2 separate regions of the Homo sapiens genome follow, and region 1 is linked to region 2. Evidence: chromatin contacts called from ENCODE Hi-C or POLR2A ChIA-PET data. All regions are on one chromosome and are shown on one strand. Each heading gives the region's core, a stretch centred on a gene start or an enhancer-like site at or near the end of the contact. The rest is flanking DNA. Distances are from core to core; before and after follow the strand shown. Region 1 overlaps MIR1-1HG (MIR1-1 host gene). Region 2 holds the start of RPS21 (ribosomal protein S21).

Region 1 (5,103 bases), core at 270-2,769, 180 kb before region 2:
AAAAAAGAGAGAGCAACAGGAGGGACCTACAGACTGAAACAGACTTGAAACATTTTTAAAATCAAGCTGTTATAAAAAGTTAGGCAAAGCTGGCAGGCTGTCGTGGCTCCCTGCCTCCCCACAGGCCCCACTTTCCCACAGGCCCTGCCTCCCCACAGACCCCGCCTTCCCACAGGCCCCACTTTCCCACAGGCCCCACCTTCTCACAGGCCCCGCCTCCCCACAGACCCCACCTTCCCACAGACCCCGCCTTCCCACAGACCCCGCCTTCCCACAGGCCCCGCCTTCTCACAGGCCCCACCTCCCCACAGGCCCCACCTCCCCACAGGTCCCATCCCACTTCCTGTCTACAGGAACTTCCACAGGGTCTCATTGAGGTGCCAGGGCAGAGGGGTGGTGAGGGGCCATAGCTTTGGGGAGGGGAACACAGAGGGAGAGGGAAGGGAAGGGGGAAGCACAGGGTTCACCTGGGAAAGCCCAAACAACCCCCCATGTGACTGCCTCATTCTGAGCTTCTCAGGGAAGCTCCCTCAGCCACCTCCCACCCATCCCCCTCCCCCACCTCAGGGACCCAACCTCCTCCCTCACTCAGCCTCCCCTGTCTGCCTTAGCTCACACCCAGCCCCTTCTCCAAACTGCCTGCGTCTGCTGCCGGAACCCTCTGTTGGCCCCTAATCCTACTGATGGGTGGTCTCACCTGCTGCGAGGCATTAGGCGTCTGTGTGATTGTGTGGTGGGGGGATGGGAGCGTGTGTGCATGTGAGTGTGTGCACATGTGTGCCTATGTGTGTGTGTTGTGCATGTGTGGGTGTGTGCATATATATGTTTGTGCACATGTGTGTGCCTGTGTGCATGCATGTGTACTCATGTATACATACATGAGTACCTGCATTGCTTTGTGTATCTGTGAGAAGCTGTGCATACATGTGCGTTTATGTGTGTGTGGAGGGGTGTGCCTGCATGTCCGTGTGTGGGAATGTGCAGGTAAGTGCATGTGTAAGCATGTGTCTGGGTGTGCACGTGTGTGCCTGTGTGTGCATCGTGCATGTGTGCATTGTGTGTGCCTGTGTGAGAATGTGCATGTGCCTCTGTGTGTGTGTTTGCACGTGTGTGTGTTTGCACATGTGTGGGTGTGTGCACATGTGAGCCTGTGCCAGTGTATGGGGTGTGTATGTGCTTGTGTGTGTTTCCCCAGCTGTAAGTGCTTGGCATTGGACTGAGCCAGAGGCGCACTGACGAGGAGAAGCACATGCCAATGCTGCTGGTGCTCGGTGGCATGACCGCTGTCATTCTGAAGTTTTTGTCTGACAGTGGAGGGATCTCCCCCAGAACACACTGGGGAGCTGGGGAGGATAAACAAGGTCTGAAACTGGGAATGAGCAGCTCATCTTTATTAAGGGTGGGCCTAGATACCCGTTCAGGGGCCATTGGTGGCATAGGTGCCAGGTGGAGTCCCTTCAGCAGTGGCTCCAGCCATAGCAGAGGAGGCGTTCCCAGCTGCACGGACTGGCATCGCCTCCAGCCCTGGTCAGCACAGATGTGCTGAACTTCCCCGTCAGCTGTTGCCCTTCACACACTGGAGCACTGTGGGGCTGGGGCTGAGAGAATGCCTCAGCATTGACAAAGAGAAGAATTTCTTTCAAATGAGCATTTTCCTTTTCTTTGTGAGTAATGGACATTTCAGGGCTGACCTACAGGAAAAAAAAAAACCCAGGGCAGGAGCCAGGACCAGAATTCTGTCCTAGAGCACCAGCCTCGCCCCCAGCACGCTGGGACAAGTGGACACAAAGTGAGGAAGCAGGAGACGGAGTGGCCGGGGTGGGAGCAGGGTCTCTTCTAAGGGCTCAAGATCCAGGACTGAAACACACAAACCCAGGTGGTCGGCCCAGGGGTCCTGGGGAGGGCGTGTGGGTGTTCCCACTGGAGGCAGCAGAGCAGGGATCTGGAATCCTTGGTCCAACCCAGGTCATTGCTCCTTGTCTTCAAGAGTTTCCAAAGCTTCCAGATCACGGGTTGTTCCTGAAACTTGGGAGGCCGCATTGGCCATTCTGCCTGGGACCCCGCCTCCTGTTCAGGCCCTCGGAGGCTTGTCCACACCCTGCCCCCGTTCTCTGGCTTCCTCCACAAATACACCTGGAGGAAGTCCCAGGCCACGGACACGGGAGCAAGGGGCTGGGAGAGACAACCTCGACAAGCGACCCCACAGCCTAGCGCTTGGTGGCCCGTGTGCCCTGCTGCAGACCAGAGGCCGCCCGGTCAGCAGGACCTGAGGAGGGACAGGGTGCTGGGGTGGGAGATGGACAGCGCCTGAGCGAGCTGCTGAGGAGAGGGAAGTAGGGCCCTGCAGAGGGACGGGAGCCACGGCAGGGGCGGCAGGTGTGGTGGGTGCAGGAGGTGCGGTGGGCGCAGCAGGTGCGGTGGGCGCAGCAGGCGTGGTGGGTGACCCACGGGAGGCTGCTCAGGCCTTTGCCTCCATCCCATGCTCAGGAGGAAGGAAGTCAGGATGTTTTTGGTGATGCCATGGAACCACAGGCATGTCAGAGCCAGCAGAGTTTGGACAACGTTGTGCCCAGGGCTTGGCACAGGAGCATTTGTGGACAGCAGTGAGGTTGCTCGCATTGGTCATGGATGGCGTGTTGGCACTGCATTGACCCCAGGACCTCGGGCAGGAAGGTGGACAGAGCCACTGATGATACAGGAGGGGGCCCAGGCACTGCTCTGCAGAAAGGGCTGTTTATCAGCCCTGTGGCCGCTGCCTTAGTGTGTGTGGTGGGAGGTGGGATGGGGATGAACTGAGCTACGTATGGAAAAAAAGTCTGGAAGGAAGTGCCTGGCATCTCACCAGGGGCTGCTTGGGGTCGCAGAATTTAACCTTCTTTCTGCTTGTTTGTGGTCAACACCACTTTCTCCCAGAACAAGGAGACGCACACACACACACTACGTTACTTCATCCCTTGACATCTGGGAAACTGCACACACCTCCCACCCTCCACCCAAGGCTGCGGGGAGAGGGGAGATTCCACAGTGACCCACTGCAGCCAACAGGGTCCCGAGTGTGATGGCGGCTGCTAGAGTATAGAGGAGAGAGACGTACTGCTGAGAGGCCGGGGGGCTTTCCAGAGGAGATGGCCCGCTGAGGGGTAGGGAGGAGAGGGAGGGGACCTGAGCAAGGTGTACGCAGGGCAGGTGCGGGGCCAGCAGGCATCAAGAGGACCAGGTTGATGTGGCTTGTTCATAAGACTCACCAAACACACTCGGTAAAAATTCAGGTTCCCAGGCCCTTGCTCTGGAGGCTCTGACTGGGGTAGGGGTGGGTACGGGGCCTGGAATCTGCATTTCTAATGAGCTCTTGGACTTGTCTTACAGTGATACAGGACCCAGGATCTGCAGATCCTCAGCCGAGGTTGGGATGGGCCAACTCCTGTCACCTTTGCACCTGGTGGGGAGAGGCTTTCCCACAGCACCGGACACTTAGACCCATCCTCTCGGTCACTGAGCTGGCAATGTCCACTGCTCACTCAGGTCCACATTCTCACCCCTCCCAGGGAGATGAAAAGACAGATGGCAGAGCGCCAGGAAACATAAAGCCCGTTCCCCAGCATGGGCCCCCCTTCTGCTGCCCCCTCTCCCCTTGAGCCCCTAAGGCAAGATGCTCCAGGGACCCCCCACGCAGCTAAACACACAGCAAAGCATGGAGACCAGGCGCGGGCACTGAAGGCAGGAGCCCCCAAACTCAGGGTCCCAAACTCAGCCCAGCCAAGTCCAGCCAAGTCCAGCCAAGGGCCGCTCATTCCTGAGGGGAAGACGCAGCCCTGGGGCAGACAGCCCTGTGTTCCCATTCTGCTCTGGGCTCGCCCAGGGCTGGCTGTGTGACTGTGGTGAGCTCCTCACCCTCTCTGATGCCCAGGCACTCCGCAGCATGCCCAGCCTGGCAGAGCTGGCTCCCGTGCACCCCAACCCGAGGTTGCTGGGATCCTGGGATCCGAAACTGCGGTCCTCCAGTGGGCTGTGTCCCATCCCTGACCCCACTTCCTTGACCCTGGGGAGTAGCCTTGGCTTGGCTGGGCCCTGTTCCCAGTGGGCACCTGCTCCAGAGATGGGCATCTGCTGGGGGCAAGTTCAGCCCAAAGCCAAGAGGCTGCGGGGGGGAGCAGGGGATGTGGCATGAGACAGCCCCACCCCAAACCTGGAGGCTCCAGGCTCTGTCCTGCCCCAGCTGCCTCCTCCTGGTTTTTCTCTCCTGCTGGGCAGGCTGGGGCTGTTCATAGCGGTCCCACCACTGTGAACACTAGGGCTGCCCTGGGGCCTCCACCTGCACACTGACCAAACATGCAGCAAGGAGCTGGGAGGAGCAGTGCCGCCCTCGGTGACCCTGTGTCCCCGGCCCTGTGTGCCCAGCACCTGTTGCTCATGTATCCTCTTAATCTAGCCTGGAGGTGGCAGCTGCAACCAGGGCCAAATCCCCCCTGCCACCTGCTTTCAGACAGCCCCGAGAGCTCAGGACAGCGTTCACCTTTTTAACGACTAGGAGGAAAAAATCAAAAGACCCATTTTGTGACCCATGAAAATGATACGTATTCAAATTCCCGCGTCCGCCAATAAAGTTTCACTGGGACACCCGGCCGCGGTCATGCATTGCCTGGGGCTGCTTAGGGTCAGCGCCCGTGTGGCCCCTCGTGCTTGGCCCGCCAGGCATGGGGGCTGCTTCCAAGTGTTCCCTCATCTCCATCCACATGCCCTGTCTGTCCACACTGTGCGTGGCCTTGTGCCGGGCTGCACTGTGATTTCAGTGGACGAGGCCCCGTCCTGGGGATGGCAAGGCGGGTGCAGTGGTTTTTACTGGGGACCCCATGAAGATGCCCCGGGTGGGTAGGCCAGGAAACAGCCACAGTGTCCTACAGTCATCTGGAGCTGATGTCCTGACCATGGTGGAGCACCGGAGATGGTCTTAGCCTCATCTCATCCTTTAATTTACAGGAGAGACGGGAGGCCGGGAGCAGGAGGCCCTGGCTCTCGGCTGGCTGGGACGGAGCCTTCATTCCCCTCCGTTCCTGCCACCCTCCTCGGTACCCCGAGGCCCTGCCTGGCAGGGCAGCTCCCACA
Region 2 (5,578 bases), core at 1-2,500:
CCATCGGCCTTGGCCAATCGGAGAATGGAATCATCTGACTCACCCTTAAGAAAAAAAAAAAAGCACACTAAGAATATTTCCACTCCGGCTGCCTGAGATGGCAGAAGGTCAGCTGTGCCACCAGCCCACGTCTCTCCCCCGCTGAGCGAATGGAGACAGGCGCAGAAGGGGAGCCACCTCTCCCGGGGCAGCCTGCAGCCTGACTATGGTGGAGCGGGGTCGGGGGGGCACCTCCTAGTGAGAGGCAGAGTCTGCTGCCTGAGTGTCTTCTCAGAGCACCCCTCTTCCACCCTCAAGAAGCGGCAGGCGGCCAGCCCAGTCCAGCTGGCTCAAACTACTCTGCCAGCAGATCTACTCAGGCACCATCACACACTCCAATGCGCACGGTAAAGTCCACGATGTCCCGAAGTGATGAGCAAAGCCCAGGGAAACACTCACCATCCTACGAATGGCCCCGCAGATAGCATAAGTTTTAAACTGGCCATTAAACCTGCCTGTGACCTTGTCAACCTAGAAAGAGAAGAAGGGTCACAAACCACTCCCCCAGGTTTGGGAAACACCAATCCTCAAAGCCAGCCTCTGCCTGTACCTTCACCCCAGGGGCTCCTCCACAATGGGACAGCCTGCCTTTCCCGCACATATATCACAACCTTCCCGCCTCCCGGGCTCCCAGCTCACCTCGGCCACGTTCATCTGGATGGATGCGTGGTCCTTGGCACCGATGATGCGATTGCTAGCGGAGCTGTGGAGAAAGGGCGCAGTGAGCAGAGGGGACTTGGGCGGTAAGAATGAAAGAGGGGACGAGGGAGGTTGGGGGTATATGAATGGAAAAGAGTAACGTCGGGGGCAGGACAAGTTAGGGACGTGACGAGGTAAGGACGGGAGGGGTGTGGGGGAACAAGGGCAGGCGAGGGGACGTGGTGGTTAGGTAAGGACGGAAGAGAGGCATGTGGGGGGCGCTTACCATTTCCGCGGCACGTACAGGTCCACGAACTCGCCGGCGTCGTTCTGCATTTCGAGGCTGGGCTGCGCCTGGGGAGTCACCGCGCGGCGCCGTGAGTACGGCCGGAACCGTGCCCCGGCTCCCGGCGCAAACCGGCCCCTAGGGTCACGGCCCCAGCCGCACCCAGCACCCCGCACCCCGTCCCCCGCGTCCAAGCCCCCACTCCCGCCCCAGCCCCAGCCCTGAGCCCGAAGCCCGCGCCGCGCGCCACACCTGCTGCCACCACACCGCGCGCGAGAGAGAAAGGAAGCAGCTAGTCACCCGGCAGAGATATCGGCGGGCAAGGAGGGGCCTCGGCGAGCGCTTCCGGGTCACGCCACCACAGCGAGTCTGCGCGGTGCGTGCTTGCCGGCCGTCGCCGTGACGCACTTCCGCTTCCGGCAAGGAGGTTCTCGGACCCCAGCCTGCTGGCCCTGGGGCGCGGGGCGTCGTGGGGGTCGTTGTCGTTGAGGGTCGTTGCCGTGTGTGGCGTCTTAGCCTGGCCCCTGGGTTGTGCCCCACGGACGCAGTCGACCCCTCTGAGCGCCTCGGGAGCCCCGAATAGCAGCTGGGAGAAGGGGCGAGGACTGAGCCTCGCTGCCCGCTGCCGGCCGGGCTAGAGATACGGGCGTGCCCCCCATTGTGCGCCTCCCGCCCTCCGGTCCCCTCACCCTGCGGCCACCTGGGGCGTGGGGCGGTGCTCCTGCCCGTGCACGTAGCCGCTGCGAGCGGAGGCCTGCTCACCTGGTGCCTGCTACTCACTCCCCCGGGCCGGTGGGCGAAGGACACCCGCAGGAACTCGGCAGAGGAGAAATTCAGACGGCTCCCGAGGGTAGGAAAAGACCCCGGCCCACCGTGGAATCTGAAACACCCGACCACTCTGCCATCCCATGTTTCACCAGTCAGACCCCCAGGGCAGGGCAGGGGAAGCAGAATGCAAACTGGGGCACCGTTTCCCTGAAGCGTGTTGGCCGCGTTTGTCGTAGTGCTAGAGGTGCATACCCTTGGACCCCGAAAACCCATTCCTGGGAATTTGCTCCAAGGAAGTAAAGATGTTACAAAGATGGACCCACGAAGTATGGTCGTTGGTTATGGGTGGGGTCTTGAGGAAGGCCTTGTTAGTAGCCTGAACCCTGTTGCCAGGAGAAGCTCCAAACCGGTAGACGGAGGGAGCAGCGCGGCCTATGTTGGGGTCTTCTCTGGGCGGGGGACATGATCCTAGGATGTAGAACTAGCCTCAGAAAACTTAAGACTCAGTGGCCAGGTGCGGTGGCTCAGGCCTGTAATCCCAGCGCTTTGGGCGGAGGTGGGTGGATCACCTGAGGTCAGGAGTTCGAGACCCGTCTGGCCAACATGGTGAAACCCCATCTCTACTAAAAATACAAAAAATTAGCTGGGCGTGGTGGCAGGCGCCTGTAGTCCCAGCTACTCGGAAGGCTGAGGCAGGAGAATGGCGTGAACCCGGGAGGCGGAGCTTGTAGTGAGCTGAGATCCCGCCACTGCACTCCAGCCTGGGCGACAGAGCAAGACTGCGTCTCAAAAAAAAAAAGTTTTTTTATGTTTAATTTTTTGGGTACATAGTGGGTGTGTACATTTATGGGGCACATGAGATATTTTCATACCGGCATGCAGTGCGTAGTAATCACATGGGGTATATGGAGCATCCATCACCTCAAGCATTTATCCTTTGCGTTACAAATAATCCAATACTATACTCTTTTAGTCATTTTAAAATGTGCAATTAAATCATTATTGACTGTAGACACCCTGTTGTGCTATCAAACACTAGGTCTTATTCTTTCTGTCTTTTTATACCCATTAACCATCCCCATTTGCCCCCCTCCTCCCACTGTTCTACCCTTCCCAGCCTCTGGTAACCATCTTTCTACTGTCTGTCTCCACAAATTCAATTGTTTTAATTTTTAGCTCCCACAAATAATAGTGCTGTGATAAACATCGTAGCACATGTATCTCTTCCTTTCTTTCTTTTTTTTTTGAGACAAAGTCTCGCTCTGTCACCCAGGCTGGAGTGCAGTGGTGCGATCTCGGCTCACTGCAACTTCTGCCCCCAGAGTTCAAGTGATTCTCCTGCCTCAGCCTCCTCAGTAGCTGGGACTACAGGCATGAGCCACCACACCCGGCCAGGTATCTCTTTCATATACTGATTTCCTTTCTTTTGGGTATATGCCCAGCAGTGGGATTGCTTTATTTATGGCAGCTCTATTCTTAGTTTTTGTTTGTTTGTTTGTTTGTTTGTTTGTTTGTTTGAGACGGAGTCTTGCTCTGTCTCCCAGGCTGGAGTGCAGTGGTGCGGTCTTGGCTCACTGCAACCTCCACCTCCCAGGTTCAAGCGATTCTCCTGCCTCAGCCTCCAGAGTAGCTGGGATTACAGGGGTCTGCTACCACGCCTGGCTAATTTTTGTATTTTTAGTAGAGATGGGGTTTCACCATGTTGGCCAGGCTGGTCTTTAACTCCTGACCTCGTGATCTGCCCGCCTTGGCCTCCCAAAGTGCTGGGATTACAGGCGTGAGCCACTACACCTGGCCTACCAAACATTTTTTAAAGAACTAATACCAATCCTACTGAAACTATTCCAAAAAATAGAGGAGGAGGGAATGCTTCCAATCATTTTATGAGGCCGGTATTATCCTGATACCCAAATCAGACAAAGACACATCAAAAAAAGCAGATTAGAGGCCAGGAGTGATGGCTCATGCCTGTAACCCTAGCACTGTGGGAGGCTGAGGCAGGCAATTGCTTGACCTCAGGAGTCTGAGGCCAGCCAGCCTGGGCAACATGGTGAAACCCCTCTACAAAAAAATTTAAAAATTGGCCGGATGTAGTGGTGTGTGTCTGTAGTCTCAGATGCTCAGGAGGCCGAGGTGGGAGGATCAGTTGAGCCAGGAGGTGGAGGCTACAATGAGCCATGATCATGCCACAGAACTCCAGCCTGGGTGACAGGAGACCCAGAAAAAAAAAGAGAGAGAAAGGAAGGAAAGAAAGAAAGCCACAGACTGGCAGAAAATATTTTCAAAACCTGTATCTGATAAAAGACCTGTATCCAGGCTGGGTGCAGTGGCTCACTCCTGTAATCCCAGCACTTTGGGAAGCCAAGGCGGGTGGGTCACCTGAGGTCAGGAGTTGGAGACCAACCTGGCCAACATGGCAAAACCCTGTCTGTACTAAAAATACAAAAATTAGCTGGGCCTGATGGTGCACGCCTGTAATCCCAGCTACTGGAGAGGCTGAGGCAGGAGAATCACTTGAACCCGTTGGGCAGAGGTTGCAGTGAGCCGAGATCTCGCCACTGCACTCTAGCCCGGGCGACAGAGCGAGACTCCGTCTCAAAAAAAAAAAAAAAAAGGAAAGAAAACATATGTCCATTCGGAGACTGGTACTGAAATGTTCATCGAGGCTTTATGTGTCATAGCCAAAAATGGAAACAATCCACACATACACCAACAGGCAGATGGATAAATAATGGTACGTCCCCCTCGAAAGACAGCATACTGTGTGATTTTATTTGTATAAACTCTAGAAAATGCAAACCAATCAAAACTGACAGGAATCATGTTGGTGGTTGCCTGGGGTGGGGTGGTGAGCAAGTGGGATTACAGACGCACACAGGAAACGCAGGGAGTGATGGGAGGTATATGCTGTCTTGATGATGGGATTACAGACACACACAGGAAACGCGGGGAGTGATGGGAGGTATATGCTGTCTTGATGATGGCAATGGTTTCACAGTTGCATATAAAAGTCAAAACATTGGCCAGGTGCGGTGGCTCATGCCTGTAATCCCAGCACTTTGGGAGGCCAAGGCAGGTGGATCACAAGGTCAGGAGATCGAGATCATCCTGGCTAACATGGTGAAACCCCGTCTCTACTAAAAATACAAAAAATTAGCCGGGCATGGTGGCGGGCTCCTGTAGTCCCAGCTACTCAGGAGGCTGAGGCAGGAGAATGGCGTGAACCTGGGAGGCGGAGGTTTGCAGTGAGCTCAGATCACGCCACTGCACTCCAGCCTGGGCGACAGAGCAAGACTCTGTCTTAAAAAAAAAAGTCAAAACGTCAAATTGTATCCTTTAAAAAGTGGATTTTATTTTGCATCAATTATAGCTCAAAAATTTTACAGAGACTATAGGTGCTATTTGGCAAGACTCTAGGACGCACTCACTCACACAAAGCTTGAAGTCCGCTCTCTGGGCGCCGGGTCTCCAAGGCTGAGTTCTTCAAGGGAAACCTCTGCAACCTAAATCTCCTGAGCCCACGAAATCTGGATGAGCACTTCTTTAAGAAAACCTTCTGTACAAAATCGCAGACCCCCAAAACAGAGAGGGGAGTGTCCTCCCGAGGGAAGCCGTCTGGGTCGCTCCATCAGGAGAGCCTCCAGGGGCCTGCAGAGGAGGTGGCACTGCTTACCTGTCAGGAGGCTTGGGGCCACCAGCACTGTCCCCAGAAGCCACTAGGTGGTGTCTGAGAGCAGTGCTGGAGCAGGGACGGGGCTGGCTGAAGGGAGCTGAGCCCCTCCCCTCCATCCCTCCACCCGCTGTCTGTACAGTAAGTTGTTTACTGGGCCTCCAGTGGGTCTCGTG

The links. Hi-C counts contacts between places; a loop is a spot of excess contacts on that map. ChIA-PET counts read pairs that join two places held with the same protein, here RNA polymerase II (POLR2A). Pooled maps may share reads with other maps.
Region 1: a pooled map shows a loop between it and region 2 (2.8-fold over the local background). The contact joins the enhancer-like site here to the promoter of RPS21 in region 2. A Hi-C loop is called at or near these places in 1 of 50 pooled maps. POLR2A ChIA-PET finds 5 or more read pairs at or near these places in 5 of 52 experiments (BJ, Caco-2, OCI-LY7 and 2 more).

The regions. Positions count from the first base shown.
Region 1 is chr20:62,567,032-62,572,134 of GRCh38, reverse strand. MIR1-1HG (MIR1-1 host gene) reads right to left here. Exons shown (of 4, transcript NR_171007.1): 4 at 1,371-1,691. Among named protein-coding and RNA genes, the nearest start is that of MIR133A2, 4.7 kb to the right of the region's middle. RefSeq lists enhancers at 1-27, 2,330-2,831 and a silencer at 218-307. Within about 2 kb of position 1,519, at least 2 of the 41 ENCODE cell types and tissues checked have a DNase peak (open chromatin) inside an H3K27ac peak, as active enhancers do.
Region 2 is chr20:62,382,775-62,388,352 of GRCh38, reverse strand. It overlaps RPS21 (ribosomal protein S21), which reads right to left and starts at 1,250. Exons shown (of 6, transcript NM_001024.4): 1 at 1,217-1,250; 2 at 965-1,032; 3 at 679-742; 4 at 439-510; 5 at 1-44. The coding sequence starts at 1,014. RPS21-DT (RPS21 divergent transcript) reads left to right here and starts at 1,364. Exons shown (of 1, transcript NR_186459.1): 1 at 1,364-2,050. RefSeq lists enhancers at 401-1,092, 1,093-1,784, 2,063-2,112, 5,157-5,336 and silencers at 973-1,162, 1,593-1,712.